Regions from separate parts of the Homo sapiens genome. Here region 1 is linked to region 2. Evidence: chromatin loops called from intact Hi-C (ENCODE). Cell type or tissue: B cell. All regions are shown on one strand. Each heading gives the region's core, and the rest is flanking DNA. Links, peaks and the distances in the headings are about the cores only.

Region 1 (15,936 bases), core at 3,718-11,717, 82 kb after region 2:
ATGGACAGATAATGAGGAGGAGGATAGTTCATCTTTTTTTTTTTTAATGGAGTTTTACGTTTTTAGCCCAGGCTGGAGTGCAATGGTGCAATCTCAGCTCACTGCAACCTCCACCTCCTGGGTTCAAGCGATTCTCCTGCCTCACCTCCCAAGTAGCTGGGATTACAAATCATGCCACAACTCCTGACTAATTTTTGCATTTTTAGCAGAGACGAGGTTTCACCATGTTGGTAAGGCTGGTGTTGAATTTATGACCTCCAGTAATCCGCCCGCCTAGGCATCTGAAAGTGCTGGGATTACAGGTGTAAGCCACCGCGCCCAGCCATTCATGTCAGCAAAAAATGTACACAATAGATGCTCCCCATTAGAAAGCTAAGATGGAGTTATTATGTGTCATCAAAGTATGTGCTGGCAGAAGCCATGAAGTTCAGTGACAGTCTAAATGGGTATAAATGGAAAAGATAGAGGATCATTACCTACAGCTTCAGAAATCCTAATAGGCACGAGAGAGGAAGAAGGGAAAATAATAGCTACCATTTTTCGAGGACTTACTATGTGCAAGGGACTGTGTTAAATCTTCATATACTTTAACTTGCTCAGCCGTTGAACAATCCTATGAGGTTGGTCCTATATTCATCCCCATTTCAGAGATTTAAGACCAAAGGCTGAGAAAATTTAACCTCTGGGTCTTTTAGCTAGGAAATGGTAGAGTCAGGATTTAAACTCAAGTCTGCATGACTCCAAAGTCAAAAAAACACCAGACATGTCAGAGTGAAAGATACCAAATGAAGAAAGCATTCAAAGTGAGATTATCAAGGGGGTCATGAAGATCAAGAGATGAAGACAGATTAAATACCAGCAGATTGAATTAGAAGGTCAAGTCACTGGGAGTTGGGTGGACTGAAACAGGTAAGGAACAGATTGTGGGGGATAAATAAAGGATAAACGAAAAGTTGTAGCTAGGGCTGCCCTGTCCTCATCTTTAAGACCCTTGGTGTCACAGCACGAAGAGTGTTAGAAGCCCAATAAGTAATTTTCCCTTTTTAGTGTAGGACCTATTAAAAAATGAAATGAAGATGACAATCAGAGATCAGAATATCATCTTTACTACTGATAAAATAGATTACATATGTTTAGTTAGGGGGCCATACACAGCTTCTAACATTCTACCCCCAAACTGAATTTATACCCTAAAATTGCAGGCCTCTCCCTGGCAGACAGAGTTTATTACTGGAAGCCTGCCACATAAATGAACAAAGAATTCAAGGATCCTCTAGACCCAAGGTTGAGCAAGCTAAGTCAATTCCTCCTCCCAACTCATCAATCTGTTAAGTGAAGTGAGAAGGTTAGGGACAGAGATTAGTGGGAGTTTTATTTTAGCAGCATTTTCCTCATGAAAACATAAGACAAAGGAAACATGAGACAGCAGACTGATGTGGACCCCAAAGGGAGAAACCACAGCCTCCTTTTGACCTTGCCAGCCCAGAAAACAGAAGATGTTCAGTAAGCTCACCTTGATGAGTCTCTGGCATCTCTTATTCTCCCTTCATGGAGGAACAATTAGACAAAAAAGTTATTTCTACTGTGGTGACTACTGAAGAGAGATTTAGACACCTCATCTCACCATCCAACCCCCAAAAGCATGGATTAATACACAATCTCTTAAAAAAGAGATTCAAGGTAAGTCTTCCTGCCTCTCTTCTCATCCAAACATCATCTGTAAGCCACTTCAGCAGAAACATTCTCAAGCTACTTCCACTCTTTTATATTGATATATATGTGTTCAGAAAGGTACTTAATGATCAAAGAGAACTGCCTACCTTCATATACAGCATTGTTCAATGGCAGAAATCATCCTTACCTCTCCCAGACCCTCGTGTTACCTTTTCCTCCTCTAGAAAAATGTCTTTCTTGCCCTACAAGAAAACCCAATCTTGGCTCCCTGGGGTGTCACTTTCTTCTGAATTACGCTGGGAGAAAAAAAAATCAAATGTCCTTTTGTACCCTGGAAAGCAATTGCAGACCCTATAATTCTTTTTTCCCCCGCTTATGTAATTTACACATTGGCTTTCAGTGAAATACACCCTCTACAAATTGGCTTTGTATTTGGAAGAAAACATCTTCAGCTCTGACCTTGTTCCTTGTAAATAAGGAAACTGAATTCCCCATCCACACAAGAACGAATCACTTTATCTTCTGGATAAATGAGTCAGTCACTTACTTGTCGTAAAGATGACTTTCTCTTTGGAAAGTCGGGCTGTGGAGTAGTTGTTCTAAATCACTTTGAAGCATCTGCATAGTAAATTGAATAGTTTTTCTTTACTTTTCCTTTGGAGGGGGGCCAGCTCTCCTACACAGTCTGTTGAGTAGCAACAAAAATGTTTGTAATACCAGCCATCTACCAGTAGCCAACTCTATCCTAAATGTCTTTAGCATACAGCCAAACTAAAGGAACTCAAAGGAGCAAAACAACTGAATAAGAAAATGCTAACCATGGACAAAGTTGGTTGGAACACAAAATTGTATGCCTACTTTACAGGCTGGTGGAGCTACCAAGAAAAGCCAGCAGGGGAGATGCTTATGCTGGACCAAGAGCACATGTTGAGAGGAGGAGAAAAGTGAACACTAGGGTTGAATGCCACTACTAGATTCCACAGCAAGTTTCAGAATACAAGTCAACATTTAGTCTCTGGGCAGGGACTCACACACATACTGTCTCTCCTGGATGGGAAGACTGCTATAGTAAAGCAGGCCCAGGAGCACCAATTCTCCTGCTCAACACATGTTTAAGAATAGTAATAGTCATAGCCATCATTTGTTTAATGGTTACCATGCCCATGGCACCGTGCTAACCACTTCTCAAATGCTATCTCATTTAATTATCAAAACAGCCTTACAAGAAGGCTATTACTATTCATGGATAAAGTGATAGAGTATGTTTCTCTGGCACCTTCATGCCCTGTGTCCCTGTCCATCCTTTTCGCTGGAGGGAAAGTAGTCTTTGAACGACAATATGCAGAAAATTATGCTTTGTGAAGTGAGCTGTATTACAGAGGTAGATGTTTTTGTCTTCTAGAGCTAACGTCATGAAGAATGACCAGCCCTTAGCAAGATGTAGGTAAGAAAAAAAGATGGAAGTAAACAAAGAGAGAGATGTGTATAGATGTAGGATAGGACTGAAGGGAGGAACTGGGAAAGAGACTCTGCTGTGACTGAAAGAAGTCCAAGAGAAAGAGGAAAGAAATGTTTGGCACCATCCTCTGAGCTTTGAGCATATTTGTGATGTGCTATGAGTAGGAATAACTTCCTTCTGGGGAAGGACTGAGTCTGCATCGCATTGCCAAGGCATAAATTCAGGGTATACTCATTCAACAGGGGAAGAAACTGAGGCCCAGAAACTTTCAGCAGTTTATTTAATCACACTCTTAAGTAAGTGACAGAATCCAAGTTTGACCCCAAAGTCCATGATTCTCACCACCTTCACTATTCCACTGTGAATCTAAGTTACCCTCATCTCTCATCTAAATTATTGCAAATTTGCCAGCCCCCCACTCAGAGTTATTCTCTGAAAGGCAGTCAAAAGGACCATTTTAGAATATAAATCAGACTTTTATTTTTCTCAACTCAAAATCTTTCAGTGACTTCCTCTCCCATGCAGAGTATAACACCAAGAACATTCCCACAGCTTACAAGGCGACATATATGGTCTGCAAACAACCCACATATATACCTCTTGGATTTATCTTCCCCTTGCTCACTCCACTTCAGCCACTGAGGCTTCCTTGCTCTCCCTCAAACATGCTTAGCCCTCTCCTACCTCAGGACCCTTGCACCTGCTTTTCCTTAGGCCTGGAATGCTCTCCCCACCTCCCCATCAGGTATTTGCATGGCTTGTTCCTCCACATCCTTATTTTTTCTTTTGGAGACAGAGTCTCGCTCTGTCACCCAGGGTGAAGTGCAGTGGCACAATCTCGGCTCACTGCAACCTCTGCCTCCCGGGTTCAAGCCATTCTCCTGCCTCAGCCTCCCAAGTAGCTGGGACTACAGGCGCACGCCACAACACCCAGCTAATTTTTTGTATTTTATTAGAGACAGGGTTTCACCGTGTTGCCCAGGCTGTCTGTCCTTGAACTCCTGAACTCAAGCAATCCGCCCGCCTCAGCCTCCCAAAGTGCTAGGATTACAGGGGTGAGCCACTGCACCCAGCCCCCCACATCCTTATTTTTTCTAATCAACTTAAAGTAGCACACATAATCTGGCATTCTCTTTTTTTTTTTTTTTGCCCTGCTTTTTCTCCATAGCACCTAACATATCAGAGTATATTTATTTGGTTGTTGTTTTGTTTGTTTCCTGTCTCCCACTAGAAAGTATCTTTCATGAAGGCCTTTGGTTCATTGCTCTACCTCCAGCAAATAGAACAGTACCTGACACTTCGGAGGTGTTAAGTAAATATTTGTTAAATAAACAAATGAGTGAACTTGACACTTACTCTGTGTGACTTTATGAAAATATATTAACACTATTAGCTTTAGCTTAGTCACCTTTTAAATGTGAGTAATGCCAGTGCCCACCTCAGAGTCCATTATAAAAATAAAATGAAATAGTCTGTATAAAACCTATTTAGAGCTCAACACAGGACAGTTACTGTAACATTATTCTTATTCTATTCCTCATCTTAATCATTTGTAGTTCCCTAAAAAACTTTTGGAAAATTCATGACATTCTGGGCTTTACATATAATTTTTTAAAAAAGAATTAGTTAATCTTCCATTAGCATCCTGATAACCAAGAGAAAATTCCTATTGAGATCACAGGATTGCTGAACCCATCAAATCTTCATTTGAAAGTTCTCTGGTTTGTCCATCTGGAATCTGCCCTGACTGAAGGCACTACCCTTAAATTCTCTAGTAGAACTTTTCTTCTAACTAAGCCTCACACTGCAGGACTTCAGACAAGTCCCTGACATTTTACCCAGGTAAGACGTAGAACTTAAGCTGTGAATTCAGAAAAACATCTGTTACTTTGCTTTCTGTGGCCTAATTAGTCAGTTGTTGTATACTTCAAACTCTTCTTGTTGTTAATTAAATTTTTAGAGCAAGGGGGAAACCTAAGTATAGTATTATTTGATTTATTTTCAGGTAAAATGCATTTTGGCCTCCAAATTAATTACTAGCTATAAAACTATGCAAAATTCACTCTCTTCCATATTTCTGTAGCACTCATTATTCTTCTACCTTGTCATTTACCACAGCATATTAAAATTACCCCTTTATTTGCTTGTCTCATCTGCTAGATTCTAAGCTTCTTGAGGATACGTCCCATGTCTTAGTCATATCAATACTGGTAGCAACTGGTCCCTACCAGCCTGTTTGAGATTATGAATGTTGTTAAGAAAAACCGTGCAGTGTGATATCATAAGAGTAGATGCTGGAACCAAAGTATCTAAGGTTGAATCCTGGCACTGGCACTGTGGGAGCTCAGGTAAGCTACTTAACTGTGCCTCAGTTTCCTCCTCTGTCAAATAGGGACAATAATAATATATACCTCGTATGATTGTTGTAAGAATTAAATGAAGACATACAAAATGCTTATAACAGTGTGCTTATTTATTATACATAATAAATATAATTTTAGTACTTAATAAACGTTAGCTTTCATTAAACTGGAAAATCGGGTGGCCCTTTCATGGCTACAAGCTAATTTCAAAGCAGGCTGAGTCATCTTTAGATCAGTCATTCTGTTTAAAAGATGGCAAATGTATGCCTGTCTAACACTATTCACCTTTCTGGCAGACTTACCTCAGTCCCTCAGGAAGCCACCAGTGCACTGGTGTTCACACAAGGCAAAACAAATTATTTGCTACTCTTTTTCTCATTCTAGCTCTCACACCCAATTTCAAGCAAACCTAGACTAGGATGAGATGAGGAGACAGCTAGGATTAGGTATGTAATGGAAGGTCAAAGAGGATCAGAGGTAGTTAGCCCAGGACTCAAGCCTCAAGCAAGCTTGAGTTACTTGGAGATTTCAGACAAGGCTGCCATTTGAATCTTCCTCAACCTGCTGACCACTGGGCAGAGCCTCACCTTATGGAACTGTGGAGGGTATATTCGGGCAGCCCCATGGTTCAACAGGAGCTGGTAGCAGATCTCAGGCTGGGCAGCAGGGCGCACGGAGGTGACCTTCAGCACGTACTGGATGGCAGCACAGCCGTTGATATCCATGAGATTGGCTTCGGCGCCAGCTTCCAGCATCATGTGCATGAGCACGTGGTCACAGTTCCAGGCTGCCTTGTGGAGGGGAGATTTAAAGTCGTCATCTCGGGCATTGACTTCGGCTTTGTAGTCAAGCAGCATGCGGCAGACCAGGTGGTGCTCCGTGCTGTACTCCTGCTCCTTAAAGCGGAGGGCCCAGTAGGCGGCGATGGCCAGGGGGGTCTCCATGTGGGCATTCACGCTGTCCACTATGGCCCCGTGTTCCACGTAGAAGGCCACCAGCTCCGAAAGGCCGAAGTGGGCAGCCGTGTGCAAGGGCGTCTCCTCATCTTGGTTGTTGGTCTTCATGTTCACATTCGCCCCTATAAAGGGAAATTGAGGAAGACAATTATTTAAACATGTTTTGTCATTATTCCTAAGGTTCATTAAACAAGACTTTTCTCACTGCTTCTCTTTTAACTTCTGACTGCCGTATATTATCCCCAACCCTCAACCCCTTTGCCCCCAGGCTCTCTTCCTGGGCCTCGTGGAAGCCATTCCCTTGAAGCAACAGTGCCATCTCCTGGACAACCAGCAAAGGTACCCAGGGGAGGAGAAGGAAGGATTTGTGCCAGAATGCTGGAGCGTTGCTGAATTTCACTTCTTACTCCCAGGTGGATTTGGAAATACCAAGAGATTTCTACAACTAAATCTTCTTAATCAACATAACAATGATATTTGCTAATATCATTAAAAACAAATGTTATGTCACAACACTTGACTCTTTAAAAATCAACTGTTTAGAATATTCCACAAAATAATACTTTTCTTCTCTTTCATAGCAGATAAACCTAAAAGTTTGATGCAAGTAAACTTTAGTGGTATGGAAACTTCCCATCCCTTTGACTGAAATTGCAGTATTAGGGCTGCCCAAGTCTGTGAGGCTTTCTTGGAACGCAGCACCACCACCACCACATATGCCTGTGCATGCACACACACACATACACATGCACACACACACACGACTTTAGTCACCAAACTAGCCTAAAGGTTATATTTTTCATCAAAAGGGGCAGAAGCTGGTATAGTAGAAATATTCATTGAAAGAGAGAAAATGATTCAGAGACTGCAAAATGTTTTATTTATGGTTGACAAAGGATGTTAGAAATAGGAATTTTTTGTACTTGGAAAGCTCCTTAGAATTACTTAATCCAACCCATTTATTTAACAGACTAGAAAACTTAAGTGAATTTTGTTTTTCTAATTAGAAATGTTAAATGTGAGAGTGGTCAACTCAAGAAGCTGAAATTTTCCTTCTCTGCCTAATTTAATGAGGTGAACCAAATGACCCTTAGGGGGCCAACTCTAATATCAGCGCTGCTGGAATTTTTTATAGCTACTTCAAGTATTAGTCTGTACAGACTTATTATTATTATTGTTATTATTATGCTAGTAACTAGTATTTATTAAGCACTTAACCATGTGAAACATTCTGGGCTAAATGCTTTTCATATATTGCCTCATTGAACCTTCCAAGTAATCCTTTGCAGTGGGTGCAGTTTTTAATCCTAATTTTATGGATGAAGAAATTTGTACTCAGAGAGGTTAATAATTGGCCAAAAGTACAACCAGCTAGTTGTCACGAGTGCAACTAGCTGGGGCCGGTGTCACAGGTGGTAAAGTAATTTACCAAGACAGTTGTAGGTAAAGAAAGGCAGATTTATTAGAGAAAGTATGTATGAAAATGCGTTGCAAAGTTGCAACCGGCAGCACAGCAGAGAAGGGGCTGTGTAGAGGCAGGGTGCAACTGCAGCGAAGTTTTATAGAGTTGTGCTGGGGGGAGCTGCTGTGCTGAAGGAGGTCATTGTGCGCACAGAACAAGGTCATTGTGCCAGGAAGAAGTCATTGCTTGTGATTTCCCATTTCTCAGAACAACTGTTCATTGTTCTTCCCCACCTGGGGCTCTCTCCCACTGGGGACCCCTTCCTCATTGTTGAACCAAGGTTTGAAAACAGACAGACTGGCTTCGAAATTCCTTATCACTGTTCTATTCCACCTCATATTACTTTTCTGAAGGAAAATTTTTCTGTAGTTTACTCTCTTTTACTATATGAAAACCAGAAAGTACTAGAAAGATAACATTGCATTTTGTTAGCTTTAAAAAAAATCCGTTTACCATGTATTGTTCCTTTATGCCCTTATTTATGGCATCTCCTGATCATATGGAACATATTTGAGAAAGCCAAAACTCCTACAAGCATGCTCAATATCCTATACAAACTCAGTCCCCAAGGAAGGTACCCAAGAGTACATTGCTCTGTAAACTCTGAGACTGTATTCCTAACTTGTAGAAGGCAGAATTGTAACCAAAGATGGTCTTTCATGAAGCCATCTGTGTTTATCAGTATTCTGCCCTAGAGAAGTTCTGGGTCAGGTCTTATTTCAGGTCAGCTCGTCTTTGCTCTGGAGTGAAATGGAACGAATGAGAATGTCTTCCCAGAAGCCATGTGCAGGGTCACTTCAGATGCTGGAGAATTTCCAGTAAGGAAGAGAATCAAAGGGTCAGGATGAAATTCTTACAGGCCAACTTGGAACAAACCACATCCTTTTTTAATGTACTTGGACATTTACGATTGATCTTTGACCTGTTGGTGCAACTAGATATGCTACATGGTTTCCTTTTCTGAATAGGAGTTCCTTATTTTTATACTTGAATTGTGTCGCCAGTGTAACTTTTCCAGGAAATATATAAAGTACAATTATTTGGCTACTTTTTTATTTTAGATTTTGTGATTTATTCAATAAATTAGAGACCAGAAACATCAACTCCTGGGAACTTTGAAATATATTTTTAATGTGAAAATACAATGTATTAGTTTCCAAGAGCTGCCCTAACAAAATACCACACACTGGGTAGCTTAAAACAACTGAAATTTATTCTCCCACACCTCTGGAGACTGGAAGTCCAAAATTAAAGTGTCTAGGGTTGGTTTCTTCCAGAGACTTTGGAGGAGAATCTGCCTCAGACCTCTCTCCTACCTTCTGGTGATGGCTGGAAGTTCTTGGCTTGTAGACCTATCACTCTAGTCTCTGCCTTCACCTTCACATGGCATTTTCTCTGTGTCTCTGTGTTGCAGGAAAATCTGGGTTCTTGTCACATGACCAGGTTAATTTAGGCACGCAGACACTTTGAAGGGTGAGTGGTTACAGAATTTATTTGGCAAAAAGGAAAAAGACTCTCAGCAAAGTAAGAGGGGTTCCTGTTAACAGGCCCCCATCTTACAGACTGGATCCCAGGTTACCACCCAGGAAAAGGAGAGGCCAGGCTGCTCCCCACTGCAAACGGCAGGAACTTCCATAGCTCCATCCCATTCTCCCAGTGCACAGGCTGGTTAGAGGGTCTCTGGGGACCCGATTATACTTGGCTGTCTCATTTGTGTCTCCACATGGTCATCTTATAAGAACACCAGTCATACTGCAATAGGGAACAACCTTACTCTAGTATGATTTTAACATAACTTAAGTAATTACATCTGCAGCAACCTTATTTCCAAATAAATTCACGTGCTGAGGTATTGGAGGTTGGAACTTGAACGTATCTTTGTGTGTGTGTGTTTTGGGGGGTGGCGCACAATTCGACCCATAACACATAACATACGTTACATAGTATATAAAATATATATGTACAGTTTTTTTTAATTATTGTAAAGCCATCACCTTCTAATCACATCCTTGGTCAAGAAATTAGACACTCTTAGCCCCAGAAAATCCTTCCATTTTCCAATTTTTGAACTTTGAATAAATGGAATCATAAACACAAATTCTTTTGACTTGCTTCTTTCACTCAATATTGTATTGGTGAAAATAATCTGTCTTGTGCTGTTTAGTTCTCATTTGTTCATTTTATTATGTCTGTCTTTTAGCACGAGTAATCCACAATTTATCCATTCAACTGTAGATGGGCATTGCCCGTGTCAGGCTATCCCAAGCACTGATGCCATGGGCATTCTTGCACATTCTTGTACTCTGGTGCTCACGTGCAGGGATTTCTCTGGGCTCTACATCTATGAGTGGAATTGCTGGGTCACTGGGTATGCATATCTTCAACTTCATTAAGTACTGTCAAATAAGCAGTTGTACCAGCTTACACTCCGATAAGCCATGGGTGAGGGTTTCTCATTGTATTACATCCTTATCAACATTGGTATTTTCCGTCTATTTAATTTTAGCCAATTTCTTGGTTGCAGAGTGATATCTCATTGCATTTGAATGGTTTCCCTAATTACCAATGAAGTTAGACACGTTAATATTTTTACTGACCAACAATGCTTTTATATTACTCTTATAAGCATTTCCATGTAATTATATAGTCATTTTAAACATAATTTAAAATAACTACATACTCCTTAGAGTAAGTTTACCCTACTGTGCTGATTTTTTCCAAAATTTTGATCTTAAAATTAATGCTACAATTAATAATTTTGTATGTAAATTTTAGGATTATTTCCTTGGAATAAATTCCCCCAAAATAGAATTATTAAGCTGAAACATTTGAACTATGTTAAGAGTCTTTATTAATAACTACCAAAAGTTATATTTTTATCTCTCTCTGTGATGCATAAGACTAATTACCTCACTAAGCAGTATATTACACACTTAAAGAGAAATTCTTGCAAAAATTCTTATTTTTTAAAATCCGAATTCATTTGATTATTAGAGTTTAGACACTTTCTCTGTAATTATTAACTAATGGTATTTCTTTTTTAGTTAATTGTCCAAATTTAGTTCATTGTCTCTTTATTAGGTGAAATCGTTCGGCTTTGTTTGCACTTTTATGAGCTCTTCATCAAGATATAAGCTTATGCTATCATAATTGCTATAAACGTTGTAACCAGTTTGATTTTTCCTAAACACAGTGATGTTGACTTTCGATTGTCAAGTTTTCCCTTGCCTTTTCCTTTGTACCAGAATGTCCTACTCCTTTCAGAAGTTGCATAACAATCTTGATTAATTATAATCTAGTTTTTATAAATGTTAAAAAAATGTTTAAAATTTGATTCGTCTGGATTTTATTTTGGTGTACATATCAATTTAGGAAGAATTGACATTCTTACAGTATGGAGTCCTTCCATGCAGACATACAGTCTGTTTCTCTAAAAAGTTTTCTTTACATTTCTATAAACTATACCCTATAAAATTTGTAGCAGTTTTCATTCTAAGTGGGCAGAGTACATTGTTTCTGGGGTAAAGTGACTTTTAATGGGAGAAGTTCCTTCATGAACCTTTTAATTTATGCAAGAGGGTCTCCAGAACTAGTCTAGAATTATAGTAAATGAGAGAGATAAAAAATTAAATTTTCTCTGCATGATAAAGAAGAGGGAATTTTCAGATTTCATCTGTGGGCAAAAGAAACACTGGTTTGTGTGCACTGAGAATGGGATGAACAGGACAGATAAGATAAGAATTTCAGCAGAGAAGATGGAGACCCCTTCCTGTCCTGATGGTCTTGATTTCTTGAAAAGCCTTTGTGTGGAAAGAGACTGGTACTAAACGGGAGGACCAACACAGATAAGTGCTTCCCAACCCTTCCAGACACTTCCTATGCTGCAGTGTAAGCCATAGAGAGTATCATCTACACATAATCTTTTAAAAATAAATACAATGCCCTGCCTAACATGTAGAGGCAAATTTATGATGGTTACAAATAATATAAATAAACTACAGTGATGTAGTGTGAAATTCAATATGTTAATATTTAGGAAAGATTATCCTAAATGATATAATGAAATATTATTTGCTTAAGCCCATGTGTAGAATTTGAACAGCTACATATTCGAACTGATAGAGGTGTTTTATATTGTAATTCAAACACCACGAGCATCATTGCCATCATGAATGGTATTCCAAAATAAAAAAAATTATTGGTAAAGTTCTAATAAATCAAAGTTCAGCCTCTCCTTGATTTATACCATAGCTGCATTTCTAGAAATGCAGCTGTAGTTATTTAAAATGCTATAGTTATTTAAAAACTCAAAATTATTTTGTGTTTATATATAAAAGAGAGAACTCTGTTGTGTTACTGCATCTAAATATCTATTATTACATCAGCACCAAATCTAAGACTTTAATGAATTATGAAATAGTCAAACATAGAGAAAATTCCAGAAAATATTGACACCTGTACACCATACCCATATTTGACTGAATTTAATTATTACCATATTTGCTTTAGTTTTCTTCTGTCCTACGAGTTTTACAGAAAACCCTAGCCCTTTTCTTTCTTCTTTCTCCCATAATTTTTTCCTCCACAGAGGTAACTACTGTTCTAAAATTGATGCTTATCATTGCTTGGTAAATTTTTGTTCTTTTTACTATTTATATGTGTATCCATTTAAAAAATATACTATTATTTTGTGTTTTAAAAAACTACGTACATTGTATCTCACTTTTGCAACCTGTTTTTATCCATCACAACATGTCTTTGAATAGAGAACTGTTTTTTTTTTTTTAATTTCAACTGCTGAACAGAATTACCTTGTATAAACCACAGTTTAGCTATTCCTTTATGAAGGATGGTAAAGTTGTTTTAGCTTTTTCCCAATAGTAAATATCTTTCAAACTGTGCAGTAGTTACTTGAGAGGAAGAAATAGAATTACTGGGAAGTAATGTATGAACATTTTCAACCATATTAAATTATATTCATCAGTGTATATATCAATGTATATGTCCATCAGTAGAGTTTAAAGGTTCAAAATCATTTCCAACATTTGATACTCTCAAACTTCTTAGTGTTTGCCAATTAAATGGTATTTTGATTTAATTTGCATTCTCCTGATTACCAGTAAAGTGTATTCTCATATGTTTACAGGCCACAGAATCTCACTTGTAAGAATTGTCTCTTCATAGCTTCTGCCCATTTTTCATTGGGTTGGGCTTTTCTTATTTATTTTTCATAATAAAGGTCATATTCAAAAAGGAAACATTTCTTTATGTATTGAAAACATAATCAGAATATATAAAGATCTACTATGAAGGAAATGATAAAATTTTTATTGAAGGCAAAAGACTCAATAAATGGAAAGTTTTACTATGTTCATAAATAGAAAGACTCATTATTGTAAAGATGGCAATTCTTTCAGAATTAATCTATAAATTCAATGCAATTCAAACATTTTTCCCCACAAAATTTGCAGAGTAAAGAGCAAAAATAAATCAATTTTGGAAAAGTGAAGTAAAAAGAATGAGAAAGAAATTTTCTTAAAATTAAAAAAGAATAAGATGGAAAGAAAAGACAGTGAATAAGGGGTACTTACCCCACCAAATATCAAAGCAAACTAATTAAAATAATGTGGTGTTGATGCATAAAGAGAAAACTGGACCAATGAAATAGAACGTAAAGCCTAGAAACAGACCTACCTACAGAAAGCATCTGTAATGACAGGTGTGGCAGTGGATAAAGAATGGACTATTAATAAAGGTATTGGAACCAAAGACTAACAATGTTGTAAAAGCACAGATTTCATCTCTAGTGTGTGTGGATGGGGATGGGGGGTGGGGAGTGGGAGTGTGTGTTTAATTTCAGATAAATTAAAAGCAAATGAAAAGCTAAATAATAAGCTTCTAAGATAAAGGTGTAGAAGTAGGGATTGGAAAAGAATGGGCAATACTCTGTATTCAGTCACTATGGTTCCAGAATACCCTCTCAACTTATTTACTTTTGATGGGCACATTTTTAGCCAAGCCTTCTATGAGATCTGAAACAACAGAGCATTATTTTTTTATTCTTCCACCAGTTGAGCTTGTTTGTATACTTTCCAATAAACCTGAGTTTGTAGACAGAGTGTTAATTGTTTTCACTTTGTTCAGTCTCTTAGTTGGCTGGAAGAGTTGGAGAGATCAGCTGAACAGCTGTTAATGGTATATTTTGTTTCTGCTCCCTTTGTCCGTAACTTCCTTAAAGATTCTGCAGTGCAGTACCCACCACCGTGTCAGAGGCACATGTGCCCCTGTTGGGGGGACACTTTCAAAATTCAGAATTCAAATTATTCCTTGACTCAGGGATATAGCATATCATTGAATATAATGCCCCAGCACTGAAATTTAATATTTTATTAAAGGTTTTTCTGGGCTTAGATGTTTTTGTTAATTTTACCAAACTGAACCTACCCATTTCATCTCCAAACAAGGCATGTTTTTTAGATGAAGATTTTTTTTATTCTACTCTGTTTTGAAACATTGTTCATATTCAAAAAGAAAACATCTCTTTATGTATTAAAAACTATAAAACCATTTTTGCTTAAAATATTCACCACCCACCAATTATCAAGTGAGTTAAAGTCAATGAAAAAAAAAATCCCCTCTCAAAATTTTTAACTCCAGTCCTCAAATGCATGACTTAAAACATAGTAAATCACTAATGGCTGCCTTTTTAACATCACCTTAAAAAATTACACTTTTCTTAGAAAAGGTATTAAGACAGGTCAGAAAGACCATGGAGAAAATATTATCATGGTTTATTCGTAAGGATTTGAGAAGGAATTCGGTTCCATTTACTATAACTTCAGGTAGAAGTCCAGAATCCTCATTAGTTGTTTATTTTATCTGAGATGTTTGATCCATGTTGGTTTACACTTGCTCTCATCACCTTGACCTGCACCTGCCTCAGTACAAAACACTGCTGGGCTGGTATAGGCTTCTGTGCAGATAAAGAACAGCACATTTGTCATGCATTCTTTTATGAAAATATTAATTGTGTCTGCTCTTTTTTGAGCACTCACTAAGAGTTTTACATATATTGTCTCGCTTACTTCTCACAGCACGAATTATTTAGAAACATCTATTATTCAAAGGTTAGATCCCTTTTATTCTATTCAGGGCTTTTCATTTTCTGCATGTTCTGGAATTATTTCTCAAGTCTGCTTCTTTGTCAAGGATGCAATTTTGTACAGTGTCGAGTATGTCATGAACTGTCGCCAAAGCATATTTTCAGTTGGTTGCTTTTTTCTAGTTTCAATTTTGCCCTTTCAGTCTACATTCTATGGCAAATATATTCTCTTGTGTCTTCCATAGTCTTGTCTCAAATGAAATCTTAAATGAAGTACCATTTCCTTTCAGTTCTCATTTATCTAACACTCACATTCTCTAGAGTCTGGGGTTGAGAACTACCTTCTTCTAGAGCAACAAGAACCATTAATTCCTCACCTGTGCACCTCATTCTTTAAGATTTATGTCATCCCGTGAAATTACTCTTTATTTCTTCTTATCTATAATCTTACTAACTCCCAGTGACTCTCCCATTTTCCCTGAAGGCACAGGTGTCTGGCTCAAGTCTTCCTTTTATCTCTGTCCTGAAGTCACCCTGCAAAACCTTTGTGGATGGCCCATCCAACACACTTGCACTTACAATTCTAAACCTTCTGGGTCAAATTGTGTGGCAATGATAAAAAATCTCATTGGTCGTTCCTGCAGTGGAATCCCTGTTAAAGATTTGTACATCATCTTGTTGGACTCAGTTTGAGTTAGTGGTTCCAGTTACCCAGTTTAATCTCTATCTTACCCTTATCTAGGTATCTAGGTCATTCAACTCTTTCTTGAGTGCCAATATAGTCTAATTTTTTTCCTTAGGTTAGGATTTAGTCAGAATAAACTTAATTATGCTGTTGTAAAGACACTCATATTTCAGTGGCTTAGAGCAACAGAAGGTTATTTCTCACTGTCACATAGTGCACTGCAGTTCCAAGGGGC
Region 2 (15,936 bases), core at 4,507-12,506:
TTGGGCTAAGACTATGGGGTTTTGTAAATATAAGATCATGTCATCTGCAAACAGGGATAGTTTGACTTCCTCTCTTCCTGTTTGGATGCCCTTTATTTATTTTTCTTGCCTGATTGCCCAGGCCAGGACTTCCAATACTATATTGAATATGAGTGGTTAGAAAGGGTATCCTTGTCTTGTGCTCATTTTCAAGGGGAATGTTTCCAGCTTTTGCCCATTCAGTATGATGTTGGCTGTGGGTTTGTCATAGACAGTTCTTTTTATTTTGAGCTGTGTTCCTTCAATACCTACTTTATTGAGAGCTTTTAACCTAAATGGATATTGAATTTCATAGAAAGTCTTTTCTGCATCTATTGAGATAACTGTGTGGTGTTTGTTTGTTTGTTTGTTTGTTTGTTTTAGATGGAGTTTCACTCTGGTTGCCCAGACTGGAGTGCAGTGGCACAATCTCGGCTCACCACAACCTCTGCCTCCCAGGTTCAAGCGATTCTCCTGCCTCAGCCTCCTGAATAGCTGGGACTACAGGTGTAAGCCATCACACCTAGCTCATTTTTGTGTTTTTAGTAGAGATGGGGTTTCACCATGTTGGCCGGGCTGGTCGTGAACTCCTGACCTCAGGTGATCCATTTGCCTTGACTCCCAAAGTGCTGAGATTACAGGCGTGAGCCTCCATGCCCGGCCCCATGTGGTTTTTGTCTTTGATTCTGCTTATGTGATGAATCACATTTATTGTTTTGCGTATGTCTAACCAACGTTGCATCTCAGGGATAAAGCCTACTTGATTGTGGTGGATAGGCTTTCAGATGTTGCTGGATTTGGTTTGCCGGTATTTTGTTGAGAATTTTTGCATTGATGTTCATCAAAAATATTGGTCTGAAGTTTTCTTTTTTTGGTGTATCTTTCTCAGATTTTGATATCAGGATGATGCTGGCCTCATAGAACAAGTTAGGGAGGAATTCCTTGTCCTCAATTTTTTGGAATAGTTTCAGTAGGAATGGTATCAGCTCTTTTTTTGTACATCTGATAGAATTCAGCTGTGAATCTGTCTGGTCCCAGGTTTTGTTTTTTTGTTGTTGTTTTTTGTTTTGGTTGGTAGGCTATTTATTACTGACTCAATTTCAGAGCTCACTATTAGTCTGTTCGGGGACCAATTTCTTCCTGGTTCAGTTTTGGGAGGGTGAATGGGTCCAGGAATTTATCCACTTCTAGATTTTCTAGTTTATGTGCATAGAAGTGTTCATAATAGTCTCTGGTGGTTGTTTGTATTTCTGTGAGGTCAGTGATAATATCCCTCTCATCATTTCTGATTGTTTTCATTTGAATCTTCTCTCTTTTCTTCTTTATTAGTCTAGCTAGCAGTTTATTCTATTTTTTTTTCAAAAACTAGATCCTGGATTTGTTAATTGTTGAAGGATTTTTTGTGTTTCTATCTCTTTCAGTTAAGCTCTAATTTTGGTTATTTCTTGTCTTCTGATAGCTTTGGGATTTGTTTGCTCTTGGTTCTCTAGTTCTTTTAGTTGTGATGTTAGGTTGTTAACTTGAGATCATTCTAACTTTTTGATGTGGGCATTTAGTGCTACAAATTTTCCTCTTAACACTGCCTTATCTGTGTCCCAGAGATTCTAGTATGTTGTATATTTGTTCTCATTAGTTTCAAAGAACTTCTTGATTTCTTCCTTAATTTCATTATTTACCTAAAAGTCACTCAGGAGTAGGTTATTCAATTTCCATGTAATTATATGGTTTTGAGTGAATTTCTTAGTCTCGATTTCTAATTTGATTGCACTGTGGTCTGAGAGATTGTTATGATTTCAGTTCTTTTGCATTTGCTGAGGAGTGTTTTACTTCTGATTATGTGATCAACTTTAGAGTATATGCCATGTGGCAATGAGAAGAATGTATATTATGTTGTTTTGGGATGGAGAGTTCTGTAGATATCTATTAGATCCATTTGATCCAATGCTTAGTTCAGGTACTGAATATCTTTGTTAATTTTCTGTTTTGATAATCTCTTTAATATTTTCAGTGAGGTGTTATATTCTCCCACTATTTTTGTGTGGGGGTACAATGCTCTTTGAAGGTCTCTAAACCCTTGCTTTATTAATCTGGGTGCTCCTGTTGGGTGCATATATATTTAGGATAGTTAGATCTTCTTGTTGAATTGAACCATTTACCATTATGTAATGCCCTTTTTTGTCTTTTTGGATGTTTGTTGGTTTAAAGTCTGTTTTGTCAGAAACTGGGATTGCAACCCCTGCTTTCTTTTGTTTTCCATTTTCTTGGTAGATTTTTCTTCATCTCTTTATTTTGAGCCTATATATGTCACTGCATATGAGATGGGTGTCTTGAAGACAGCATACCAATGGGTCTTGGTTCTTTATCCAGCTTGCCACACTCTGTCTTTCACTTGGGGGCATTTAGTCCATTTACATTCAAGGTTAGTATTGATATCTGTGGATTTGATCCTGTCATCATAGTGTTAGCGGGTTATTTTGCAAACTTGTATGTGTGGATGCTTTATAGTGTCACTGGCCTGTGTACTTCAGTGTGTTTTTATAGTGGCTGGTAATAGTCTTTCCTTTCCATAGTTGGTGCTTCCTTCAGGAACTTTTGCAGGGCAGGTCTGGTGGTACCAAATTTGCTCAGCATTTGCTTGTCTACAGATGATCTTATTTCTCCTTTGCTTATGAAGCTTAGTTTGGCTGGATATGAAATTCTGGGATGGAATTTGTTTTCCTTAACAATGTTGAACGTTGGCCTCTGATTTCTTCAGACTTGTAGGGTTTCAGCTGAGAGGCCCACTGTTAGTCTGATGGGCTTCCCTTTGTAGGTAACTAACCTTTCTCTCTTGCTGCCTTTAATATTTTTTCTTTCACTTCAATCTTGAAGAATTTGATGATTATGTGTCTTGTGGATCATTTTGTTGTGAAGTATCTTACTGGAGTTCTCTGAATTTCCTGAATTTGAATGTTGGCCTCTCAATCTAGGCTGGGGAATTTCTCATGGATAATAGCCTGAAATATGTCTCCAAGTTGGTTCTATTCTCCCCATCTCCTTCAGGGACACAAGTGAGTTTTAGATTTGGTCTCTTTACTCAGTCTCTTTAGTGAGTCTATTTCTAAGAGCTTTTGTTCTTTCCTTTTTTTCTTTTTTCTCTATTCTTGTCTGATTGTCTTATTTCAGAAAGCCATTCTTTAAGCTCTGATTCATTCATCCACTTGTTATATTCTGCTATTAATAGTTGTGATTGCATTATGAAATTCTTGTATTATATTTTTTGACTCTATCAGGCCAGTTACAGTCTTTTCTATACTGTCCATTATTGTCTGTCAGCTCTGGCATTGTTTTATCATGATTTTTCACTTCCTTGCATTGGGTTTCAACATACTCCTGTAGCTCAATGATCTTCATTCTTATCCATATTCTGAATTCTATTTCTGTCATTTTGGCCATCTCAGCTCAGTTCAGAACCTTTGCTGGAGAGGTGATGTGGCTGTTCGTAGGAAAGAGGGCACTCTGGTTTTTCGAGTTTTCAGTTTTCCTGTGCTGACTCTTTCTCATCTTTGTGAGCTTATCTGTCTTCAATCTTGGATGTTGCTGACCTTTGGATTTTTTTTTCTTTTATCCTATTTGATGATTTGATGACCTTGAGGGTTTGACTATAATATAAGGTGGATTCAGCCACCTGGCTTTGTTTCTGGGAGATTTTAGAAGGTCAACACTCAGCTCTCAACTCCTGGACGGCATGTTGTAATTCTGGGGAATTTGTATTGGGCCCCATCTGTTCTTTGACTCCTTGAGGTTTGGAATCCACTGTACTGGGGGAGCCAAGGTGCAACAGCTGTTGCAGAATGCTAGTGGGTGCTGGGGTGCCTGCCTCCCTGCAGGTGCTTACCGGAGTAGCAGAGGCAAAGCAGCTAGGGGAATTGGGGGAAGCCCTGCTGGAGACTGTCTTCCTGAAGGTGGTGTTGGCTCAGTGATGGGGTGCTGGTGGGCACAGGTCAGTGCCTTCTCTTGTCCCATGAGCAAGAGTGATGGCTCTTGACAAGCTTTCTTACTTATTTCATCAAGGAGTGCCTAGTAGAACACAGTTTGGGAAATTCTAAATTAGTTTATGAATGTCAATCTGGAGGGAAGTTTCCAACTCAATTCTACTTGTTTTTAATCATCAATGTATATTTTAAGTCTCAAAAAGGCTGATTTAGTATGCAGCATTTTTCACATGTATTTGAGCATGGTATTATTTTTTCAGCAGCATTTTACAAAACTGGTATTCTATTACATTTTCTTCCAGAAACAGTTTTCTATGGTTTGTTCTATCCTTAAAAACAACTTGTTCAAATGGCAAAAACGGAATTGTCAAATTTTCAGATAACGCAAACTAGTTTTGAAAACAAAGTTGGTCAATATGAATTTGAATTCATTAATATCTGGACAGGCAAGATTAATGAGATATAAAAAACTTTTATTGGCCTTGAAAAATCAATTACTTAAGTGTATATGTTTTTTGAGGGACAGGGAGAACCAGGCATTGGAGTTTTAGTTGACAATAAACTCAACCAAAAGTATAATGTTGCTGCATCAAAAGCCAGTTCAACTCTAGTCTACACTATTAAGAGAATCATGTCAAAAACAGAGAAGAAAGAGAATGTAGCTAAGTACCATTGTAAATCTACAAGATGCTGGAAGGTCTGGGGATGATATTAAAGGAAGTGGGTGAAAAGTTTGGAGAAAAGAATACACAGGCATAATGGTACTGGCCTCCAAATATGTGGGAGAAATTTCATGGAATGTAATTCAAGCATCTTAATTGCCAGCTTCTAGGCCTATTTTTTAAAGCTGTGGTTGTACCTAACTAGAGCTATCTTATTCAAATGGGAAATTTATTCACAAAATCCACAAGTGGCGGGTGGATAAGGCTTAGCAAAGATGAAGGGAACTCTGAGACAGGGCAGGCAGAAGCCCAGCAGGGCCACAAACAGGAGCCGTATGGTCCCCACCACTACCTTCCTCCAATGTCACTAGTGATGAATGACCAGACCTGCCCTCAGGTTCTTGCAGTTGCAGCACTCACTTAAAATTCAAATCTGATCAAGGAGTTGGATCAGGTCGGGTGTCTGGCCCTGGCTATAGGAGGGAATGAAGAAAAGAGAGATCCCAGTGTCTTTTATGGGAGGTAAACACTTCCTCTTCCAAGACAAAACACAACAGGGGTGTTCCCAAAAGGAAATCAAGGCACAACTTGGAAGCTAGAAGTTTGGCTATGAGATAGCCAAAATTACTGAATGTTAGATGAAGAAACTACAAGGGGTTAAATTCAAGTTCTTCCAGAGAGCAGAACTAGAAAAAAATGAGACAGGCAGAGTGAAGTCAATGTTTTAGCATAAAGAAATAATAACAATTCTTTCTGCACCAGGAGGAAATAAAGTTCCTTACTAGTCAGGGAGCACTGTGCCAACTGAAGTATCCCAGCAGCAATGAGAGGGTTGTTGGTTTGGGATGCTGTAAGGATGTCCCACTTGGAGAAGGAGTTTATGCTAAATGAACTCTAATCAAAGATACTTCCTCAATAAGGGAAATGCAACAATTATTCAGACTCATTCTGTGAGAATTTTAAAATCAATAATGAGCAACCAAGGAGATTTGAAAAGTGGAATGCACCCTAGAGGTCATCTAGAACAATAAAATTTTTGTCAGTATGGAAGCTGAGATGTAGGGAGATGAAATAATTTTCCCCCAAGGGCTTTCAGTGAGTAAATAGCAAAAGAAATGTAAAACAGGATTCCTACGTCCTCAACTCATACTTCTCTGCTACAAAATACTCCTTCTTTTTTTAAACTGAATAGTTGCACTTAGTGATAAGACGTATAAAACTTAGAAAAACTTATAAAACTAGAAAGAAATCTCCAAATCTATACATTGTTAACAGAATGACCATGAACACAGGAAAGCGTGGTCATGTGGGGGAGGGGGATGTGGCCAAAGGGGGAGAAGGAGACAAGACAAAAAATTCATTCAAACCAAAATGAATTTATTTTTCTGATATGGCCTCTAAATTACCAACATGTCCTTTGTTTTGATGCTAACCTTTTCTGGTAATTAAAGTTTGGGTGTTAAAGAAAAAACAATGCCTTTAAGTACTAGCAAGACGTCAGGAAAATGTCACTGTGAAGGCAAATTATTTTCATCTGCTTAGTAAACTTTTTGATTGATGAAAAGTCAATACTTCACCAATTCTTCTTGCAGGTGTTGTTTGTCTGATATGTCTCCTGTGTCATCTGGATACAACAGTTTAAACAGTATTTTAATGAGAAAAATTGCCTGTGGCTGACCTGGAACTGCCTCAAATGAATTTGTAGCTGATAAGATGTTTGCTTGAAATGTTCTTTGAGGGACAAATCCATTATTCGTTGCCACTTTTTCCAAGGTTCATGGAGAAATTAGCTTAATTATTCCTTGCCAGAAGAAAGCAAATGCTGCTTTTTTGAGAAAGAAGGGCAAATGCTATTATTCACTGGGTTTCAGCAATTCTTTCATAAATCAGCATAGTGAAGTTGGTAGACTAGACCATTAGACACCTTTCTCTGAAAGATAGAGTACATTATATTAATTATTCTTCCTCAATGTAGAGGCAAAAGAAAAATATGAGTTTCCTTAAAGGCTGTGTCAAAATATTGAGATAAAATGTAGAAATCTCAGTCATTCAGAGACGTCCTAAATATGTCTAATATTTCTATGGCCTCCTATCTCCTTTCAAATTGATGTAGGGTATAGATTTTCCAATTGCATCCTGAAATACCATATCCGTTAGCAGCCAAGGAAGGATTAGCATAACTCAGAAGCACTCACTTAAAAGAAAATCAAAAGAAAAATAAGAAAGAAGAAGAAAGGACAGGGAAAAATAGGCCATCCAAAAATTAAAGCCATGCACCATTACTGTCCTCTCCATACAATTTCTGGGTTCTTTCTCTTATAATAACTTAATGGTCCTCTATGCTGTTGCTCAGCTGCTCCAGTGGGAATGCCCCATCCTCTCAGAGCACAAATCCTACCATCTAGCTGATTCTAGACATTTTCATGACAGCCTGTTTACCACCCCATAATCCCAAAGTTAAGAGAGGCTATCACAGCTCCTTCTTAGCTAGCTCAGTTTTCTTTGAATGAAGTTTACACCAAACACGTTTTCATCCAGCCTTGTGAGCAACCAAAGTCTTTCTTGCTTGAATTAATTTACCTTTGGGGGTTGGTAAATGGAATTTATTTACCTTTATTTAGATTCCCGATGTTTCAAGAGGAAATGCTTGTAAGGAACTAACTCTGGAAACCATCTGAGAGGAACACTGTTTGCACAGCACTTTTCAAAATAATAGCATGGCAGGCTTCCCAGTTCACAGCCACAACATCCTGCGGAATCAGCTGAGCTTTTAAAAAAGCTAACAACCAGTTTGAATTTGAGCAATTATTTGGGGGTTCAAGGCAGCAAAGCTTTTGTTCTTAAAATCTAGAACAGTGGTCTTCTTACATCATCATTCAGATAGACCTGAAACAAAAATTTGACACCAAAAAAAAAAAAAAAAAAAAAACTGCCCTTACCACAAAGATGCTTTTTTCCCTTGATTCTATTTCATTTTAATGCTGTTCGTGACTCATTAAACTGATTTCATGATCCACTAATTAGTTACAACCCACAATCTAAAAAGCACTTGTCTAGAACATGGAGAAGTTCTCTGCTGACCTGGAGTCATTTCAAACACCATGTTTTAAAGATTTCACAGCAATGTTGCAAATTAAACTACCTGAAGATTAGGAATCATTGCTCTAGAGCAATTGATAAGAAAACCTACAGGTTTCTTTATTGAAATACACTTTTGAAAAGAATCTCACCTGGCAGTTATTTTAAATAATATAAATGTAGCAGTAAGTAGGCTGTTGATCAGTTTGCCATACTCAGTACAGGGTGATCTATGAAGTACTTTGCAATCTGTTTTTTCCACTTGAGCAGCAGAATTCCTAACAGCCAGGAGACTCACGCAAGAACACAGTGAGTAGCTGAGCCTCATGCAAGAACACAGTGTCAGATCAGGGCTATGATAGAGACGCCTTGGTCTCCCCGACCTTTCCCCTAGTGAGCTCTATTTCCATGAACAGAAACTAGATGCCTGGGAGCTGAGGCATGGAAAGTTATTGCTGCTCGGCAGCAGTGACCCTTCACCTACTAAACTTCCCCTTGTTGACTCTGCAGCCAGGCAGTCCCGCCCAGGCTGTGGGTGTGGGACTGACCTTTCACCAACTTAGCCTGCTCGAGAGAGCCCCAGCATCTGCTTAGCTTCCGCAGGCCAGCTGCTTCTTCCTTCCAACACAATGTTGGTAAAAATTGTGCATAGCAGAAAGTAACTTTCTTTTTTCCCTAGGGCATTAATTTATAGGTTTCATTTCTTATTTAAAAATAAAAATAAACAATCCCTCACTCCCTTTGCTCCAATACACAGTGCATTTTGAGAAGCCTATTTGAAAGAAGAAGTGAGAGAACCCTAGTGTGCAACGGGTGGAATAAAGAACAAAAAAAGAGGACCCTTAACCCTTCCTATTTGTACTTCCTTTTGAGATTCTGCACTGACTGTTGAAACACGGTCAGGCAGGCCTGCTTTCCTCAATCAAGAACACAGCCATGTTGCCCAAACTCAGCATTTGTCAGGCCCTCGAGTTATTTTCAAAATGGGAAACTAAAGGGGGAAAGAAGTATGTGTCTGTGTGATTATTGTTAAAGTTGCAGACAGTCTCGTTTTCTCTCTGGCAAAGTCTAACTGAGCTCAAGAGGACATCAGGTAAAATCAATTTTGTTCAAGAAACAAACGGTTGAGTTTCCAGCATCTGTTTAGTTTGTTTTAGCATTCAACTGTTTCACACAGTTGCCTGGTTTTGGCCAACAGGGCAAATAGGTATTCTTCTAAAGTTTCAGAAAGGCAATTAAAAAAAAAAAAAAAAATCTTACGCTTCTCAATCCCCAGAAGAGTGTGACAAGGATTTCTGTTTAAACTGAGATTTAGAGAACCCATTTTTCCTACCAGCTGTATGACTCTGGTGACTTAACTCTTCTGCTTGTTTTTCCTCTGCGATTGAAAATGTTGGATTAAATGAATGATTTTCATGTTTTCCATTGACAGTCTCACTAAAGGACAGTTCTTCTAAATGTAAAGGGGAGGGTGGAGGTAGGGTGCTGCTGCAGGGCAGAACACCCCACCAGCAGCTGCTTGGGCCCCCAGCCCAGTAACAACAGGGGTTGCATCTCCCAAACATAATTCACTGATCCACTGATCTCTGGAGTCCTGCGTTGGGACGAATCCCAAGGCCGCATCAGATCACACAGGAGAAGATGTTATGATCCATTATTACTGGTGGCAGCCAAGCTGGAGAGGGAAGGACTAACCACTTGCATAACATGTAATTGCTTAAACTAGTATTTTCAAACAAATGCAGAAATTTTAGTATGACATCTGGGTATCTGTCCTTTTACTGCCAAATATGTAATGTACAATGCATTGCTCATACCAATAGGCCAGTGAACATAAATTGCAAGTAGTAAGGAATATTAGTATAACTGACTGAATTTTCCCATTTTTACCTAGACAGTGAATGCAATGGTGATACAGCTTTGACTGCCCCTGCACTGGGTTAAGCAACAAAATCACAAAAGAAAGTGACGTCTAAAATTTGTCTTTCAGATGACCTGGTGCTTGATTGTGCTCCTTTTACTATCTGACACCCCCAAAAAATTAGTCTAAGGCAGCCAACCAGTGCTACACAAACCAAGGCTGGAACTTAGCAAAACCTGGAGTTTTCCAAGTAAAATAATTCTATTTGAACTCAGTGTGTGTAGTAGAGGATACAGGAAAAAGAAAGGTCCTATTCAGTGATAATCTCAGGAAATTCATGCAATGATCAGCAATCAGAGGAAAGGAACAGGCCACAAAACTGTAAGCAAAGTTTCATGTTCAGTATTAGTCCACAGAAGACAATGAGCAGGAATAGTAAGGGAGAAATCTGATTGCAGGCTCTTCAGGTTTTGAGTCTCCAAGCCTCGTGGTATGCCCGAGCTTGTGAGAAATCGAAGGCAGGAAGTTCTCGCCATGGTTTTCAGCTCCATCAGGTCATTTAAGGTCTTCTCTACCATCAGAGTGAACAGATAACCTACAGAATAGGGGGAAATTTTTGCAATCTACCCATCTGACAAAGGGCTAATATGCAGAATCTACAAAGAACTTAAACAAATTTACAAGAAAAAAATCAAACAACCCCATCAAAAAGTGGGCAAAGGATATGAACAGACACTTCTCAAAAGGAGACATTTATGCAGCCAACAGACACATGAAAAAATGCTCACCATCACTGGCCATCAGAGAAATGCAAATCAAAACCACAATGAGATACCATCTCACACCAGTTAGAATGGCAATCATTAAGAAGTAAGGAAATGACAGGTGCTGGAGAGGATGTGGAGAAATAGGAACACTTTTACACTTTTGGTGGGAGTGTAAACTAGTTTAACCATTGTGGAAAACAGTATGGCGATGTGTCTGGAATTGGTGGGTTCTTTGTCTCACTGACTTAAAGAACGAAGCCGCAGACCCTTGCGGTGAGTGTTACAGTTCATAAAGGTGATGTGTCTGGAGTTTGTTCCTTCTGATGTTCGGACATGTTTGGAGTTTCTTCCTTCTGGTGGGTTCGTGGTCTCGCTGGCTTCAGGAGTGAAGCTGCAGACCTTCGCGGTGAGTGTTACAGCTCTTAAGGCGGCGCTTCTGGAGTTGTTCGTTCCTCCTGTCTGGAGTTGTTCATTCCTCTCTCTGGGTTCGTGGTCTCGCTGGCCTCAGGAGTGAACCTGCAGACCTTCGCGGTGAGTATTACAGCTCATAAAGGCAGTGCGGACCCAAAGAGTGAGCAGCAGCAAGATTTATTGCAAAGAGCAAAAGAACAAAGCTTCCACGAACAGGTTGCCACTGCCAGCTCAGGCAGCCTGCTTTTATTCCCTTATCTGGCTCCACCCACATCCTGCTGATTGATCCATTTTACAGAGAGCTGATTGGTCCGTTTTGACAGGGTGCTGATTGGTGCATTTACAATCTCTGAGCTAGACACAGAAGTTCTCCAAGTCCCCACTAGATTAGCTAGACACAGAACACTGATTGGTGCATTTACAAACCTTGAGCTAGACACAGGGTGCTGATTGGTGTATTTACAATCCGTTATCTAGACATAAGGGTTCTCCAAATCCCCACCAGATTAGCCAGATACAGAGTGCTGATTGGTGCATTCACAAACCTTGAGCTATACACAGAGTGCTGATTGGTGTATCTACAATCCCTTAGCTAGACATAAAGGTTCTCCAAGTCCCCACTAGACTCAGGAGCCCAGCTGGCTTCACCTAGTGGATCCCACATGGGGGCTGCAGTCAGAGCTGCCTGCCAGTCCCACGCCATGTGCCCACACTCCTCAGTCCTTGGGCGGTCGATGGGACCGGGTGCTGTGGAGCAGGGGGTGGCGCTTGTCAGGGGACCCAGCGCACCTTCTGCAGCTGCTGGCCTAGGTGCTAAGCCCCTCACTGCCCGGGGCTGGCAGCACGAGCCGGCTGCTCCGAGTGCGGGGCCCACCGTGCCCACGTCCACTCAGAACTCATGCTGGCCCATGAGAGTTGCGTGCAGCCCCGGTTCCCGCCTGTGCCTCTCCCTCCACACCTCCCTGCAAGCAGAGGGAGCTGGCTCCGACCTCGGCCAGCCCAGAGAGGGGCTCCCATAGTGCAGCAGCAGGCTGAAGGGCTTCTCAAGCACGGCCAGAGTGGGCGCCCAGGCCGAGGAAGCACTGAGAGCAAGTGAGGGCTGCCAGCATACTGTCACTTCTCAGCAATTCCTCAAGGATCTAGAACTAGAAATACCACTTGACCCAGCCATCCCATTACTGGGTATATACCCAAAGGATTATGAATCATGCTACTATAAAGACACATGCACACATGTTTATTGAGGCACTATTCACAGTAGCAAAGACTTGGAACCAACCCAAATGTCCATCAATGATAGACTGGATTAAGAAAATGTGGCACATATACACCATGGAATACTATGCAGCCATAAAAAAGGATGAGTTCATTTCCTTTGTAGGGACATGGATGAAGCCGGAAACCATCATTCTGAGCAAACTATTGCAAGGACAGAAAACCAAACACCGCATGTTCTTGCTCATAGTTGGGAAGTGAACAATGAGAACACTTGGACACAGGGTGGAGAACATCACACACCAGGGCTTGTCGTGGGTTGGGAGGAGGGGGAAGGGATAGCATTAGGAGAAATACCTAATGTAAATGACGAGTTAATGGGTGCGGCACACCAACATGGCACATGTATACATATGTAACAAACCTGCACATTGTGCACATGTACCCTAGAACTTAAAGTATCATTAAAAAAAATAAAAAAAGAAATAGAAGGCAGGAGGGCTGCTGACCCATTTCCTGGTCCCAATTTTGCCTTCCAAGTCAGTGAAAAGCCTATTTTGGACAGATATTTGGCAACTTCCTCTGTCTGTTCTCTTGCTACATCTATTTTCATTTCAACTTTTGGAATAACATTTATTTTCTTTACAATTAAGAAGTAACACATATTTCATGGCTTATCATTTGAAAACTCATTTCAAATGCAAATATAAATACTGGTAATTCCATTGCCCAAAATTAACCACTATGGATAATCTGATACATTTTCCTTATGCATAGATTTGTATATATGTTTGTGCATATAATATTTAAAATATTAACCACGTGTGTTTTCCACCAATATTTCTAATAATCTCAAGATCCTCTCCCCAATTTGGGCAACTGGACCATGACTCACAGAAGGAGCCAAAAATACTTATACAAGTTTTGAGAAATCTGCTTTACTGAGGAATTGAGATGTAGGTTTTCCTTTTTCTCAGATCCACAAAACCTGTATATGGTTTCTGTGATGCACCCACTAACCCCCTTTTGGGGCTCATCTGGGCTACTGTCAAGTCTCCTCCAGTTTTTATTCTCTTCTGCACCCCTATAACAAGAGAGTCTCTTCTAGTTCAAGAGGCAATAGTGAGAAACCTGATGTGATTTATTGTAGTTTCACTATGCTACAAATCCCCTCAAGGACTACACTTTTGAGACTCATTCCCTATGCCAAGACCTTAGAAAATAGCAGGAATAGAAATGGCCTCATGAAGGATTTAGGCAGACAGGCCTGTGACAGCCTTGTAGAGTTTCCTGTAGTCCAATGTATTACAGTCCCAACAGAGGGGGCACTAAGGTAGATGGGGTATGAGACTATGGTTCAGTATATTTCAGGTACAGAAAAATGGAATGCTGTCCTTGGATCCAAGAATAACCAGAGGCCACAAAGAGAGCCAGGCGCAAATGGGTCTTTTGGATGGGAATGAGACCTGATGGAGTGGCAATCTGCACGAACCAATAATCTAGGACTAGATTTGATAGGAATCATCTCGATGGAAGCTAGCATGGCTACTTGTCTACTTTCCCTGATAACTTGGGCCTATATACACTCCTGGGAAAATAGATGCCACTCCAGGGGAAAAGAACAGTAAAATCCCACATTAACCAAAAGGCCTTTAATAGACATTATACTGACTTACAGGAAATCAAAAGAAAAGAAAATATCAACACATGTACACTTGACACTTATGGATTGAAATTTGTAACCACTCTCTATATGTAGAATTTTTTTTTTTTTTTTTAGACAGAGTCTCGCTCTGTCACCCAGGCTGGAGTGCAGCGGTGTGATCTTGGCTCACTGCAACCTCTGCCCCCTGGGTTTAAGCAATTCTCTGCCTCAGCCTCCCGAGTAGCTGGGATTATAGGCGGGTGCCACCACGCCCAGCTAATTTGTGTATTTTTAGTAGAGACGGAGTTTCACCATCTTGGCCATGCTGGTCTTGAACTCTTGACCTCGTGATACACCTTTCTCGGCCTCCCAAAGTGCTGGGATTACAGGCATGAGCCACCGCATCAGGCCATATATTTAGAATGGTTTTAACTAAGGCTTAGTGGGTTTAACTAGAGTAGTTTTAATTAGATTTGCCAAGTGAATGTAACAGAGAGAGAGAGAATTAAGGGTTTTCCCAAGAGCCTAATTATAATGTTGGTTCATGGAGTCCATGCTGGATAAGAGGGGAAGAAAAGACATAAGAAGAACGAAGGAAAGTAAAATGGTAACCTCAATGAGATCAGGAAAGGCTAAGGGGTATAGGAAGCAGTATTGGGTGTGGAAAGATTTCAGGCTATGATGTCTGTGATAGAAAAGGGAGCATGGAAAGCAGCATTGAGCAGGGACAGAGATGCCAATCTGACAAAGTCTCAGCTCGGGTCTCCAGACAAAGAATTCCCATCAGAGGGATCCTACATTGAGGAAAAATGGCCAGGCCCTTCTAGATCCTCCTCCTTCACTGTGGGGGCTGCCTGAGAAGGGCGTGGCGTCAGCTCAAATGCTGTCTGGATCCCAAAGTTTCTGTAGCTGAAGGCTGTTAGCTAATTTCATTCCTTGCAACTAACGGCAAGCACTTCCTTAAAAGAAATCTCAGGGCAGACCTCAAAGCTGCTACAAAAATCTATGTCATTCATTATATCAGCTGCATAGTGTAGTGCATGGGTGTATCATTTATTTACACTATGGATTATTGGCTAAACAAGTTACTTTTCAATTTTTGTTTTTACAGGTAATGCTACAATGAACAATCTTGTACATCTATCTTTATTCTCTCTGTCAGTAAAAGTGTAGGATAAGTTGCCAGAAGTGAAATGGCTGAGACATGGGGTAGCTATCTTTAAAATTTCTATAGATTCTGCCAATTGCCTTCCAACAAAAATTTGCCAATTTCACCCCCACAAATAATATAGGAGAGTGTTCATTTCCCCAGGCCTTGCCAAGGAGATATTAGCAATCTTTTCTTTATTTGCCAGTCTACTGTTAGAACAATCGTGGCTTATTATCTTTTTACTTTTTATTTTCCCATTCACTCATTAGTTTGAGCATGCTTTTATAGGCATAGTACACATTTGTTTTCCTTCTTCGGTTATTTTTTCATTTCCTTTATTCACCTTTCCTTACTATTTTATAAAAGCAAACGTCAAACACAATTGAGAAATTCCTTGCAGGGGGAAAAAGAATGCTTAACCTATATTTGAAACTGATGCAAAATTCTTCTCTTTCCACAAAAAGTCAAGATGTGCTAGCTTCAGGATTTGCTTCCTTTTCTTTCCAGATAAGACTGGAGCCGCAAGTGCAAAAAGAAGAATGAACCCATTTGCTATGATGTAGGGAAAAGATTTTGGCCTTGATAAGTAAAAGGAGGCCAAGAATGAAACAAAGAGCTGCCCCAGAAGGAATATTGTGCACAGAAAAAAGGTAAGATATAGCTGTAGGCTGATAGGAGAGGGGAGCCTTGTATAAAGAAACTGGGGACAGAATCTCACCCATCTATCTTCACTTCTCAGCAAAGGCTTATTAGCCTTTGAGTTCTCATCTTCCCTTCACGGTAATTAGTCATGACTCTCCTACAGTTTCTCATTAACTCAAGGTGTTCCCAGACAAACCCGTCACTTGCACTACTGGTCTTTCCTTAGTCAACCTATCCTTTTCTCCTGACGCTTTTGACTTCCCTGCTTCTATCAATAAAATCACCTCCTCCCAGCAGCACAGGTTTAGAATATTAGAGAACTTTAAAAAATTATTCATTAACAGATTTGACAAAGCCTAGAGATACTACCAACAGATGGCTCTTTTCGTTCCCTCTCCTCACTGCTCCAATGCCTTTCTTCTTTGTCTGCCTATGAATGTCTGCTCCACCTTTATAAGTCAGATGACCTATGACTTCCTCCAAGGAAGCCTCCCCTGGCTGCTGCTTGTCCCC

Evidence for each region. Hi-C counts contacts between places; a loop is a spot of excess contacts. Peaks named below come from ENCODE experiments on the same cell type or tissue, not always from the same donor. Only the 100,000 strongest peaks of a DNase experiment are listed, where the experiment ranks them.
Region 1: a loop joins it to region 2, with 7 times the contacts of the local background. A loop is called at or near these places in 3 of 110 quality-filtered maps.

The regions. Positions count from the first base shown.
Region 1 is chr7:95,518,451-95,534,386 of GRCh38, reverse strand. ASB4 (ankyrin repeat and SOCS box containing 4) reads right to left here. Exons shown (of 5, transcript NM_016116.3): 3 at 6,084-6,574. Among named protein-coding and RNA genes, the nearest start is that of ASB4, 40 kb to the right of the region's middle. RefSeq lists an enhancer at 6,379-6,880. In B cell, for the core only: CTCF peaks have their summits at 6,573 and 6,773 (motif pointing left); a DNase peak (open chromatin) is centred at 6,756.
Region 2 is chr7:95,601,192-95,617,127 of GRCh38, reverse strand. PDK4-AS1 (PDK4 antisense RNA 1) reads right to left here. Exons shown (of 3, transcript XR_001745287.3): 2 at 7,266-10,188; 3 at 6,011-6,584. Among named protein-coding and RNA genes, the nearest start is that of PDK4-AS1, 12 kb to the right of the region's middle. RefSeq lists enhancers at 7,527-8,726, 5,982-9,818. In B cell, for the core only: no CTCF peak of the experiment used is centred there; a DNase peak (open chromatin) is centred at 8,367; H3K4me3 peaks cover 1,957 bases; H3K27ac peaks cover 2,143 bases.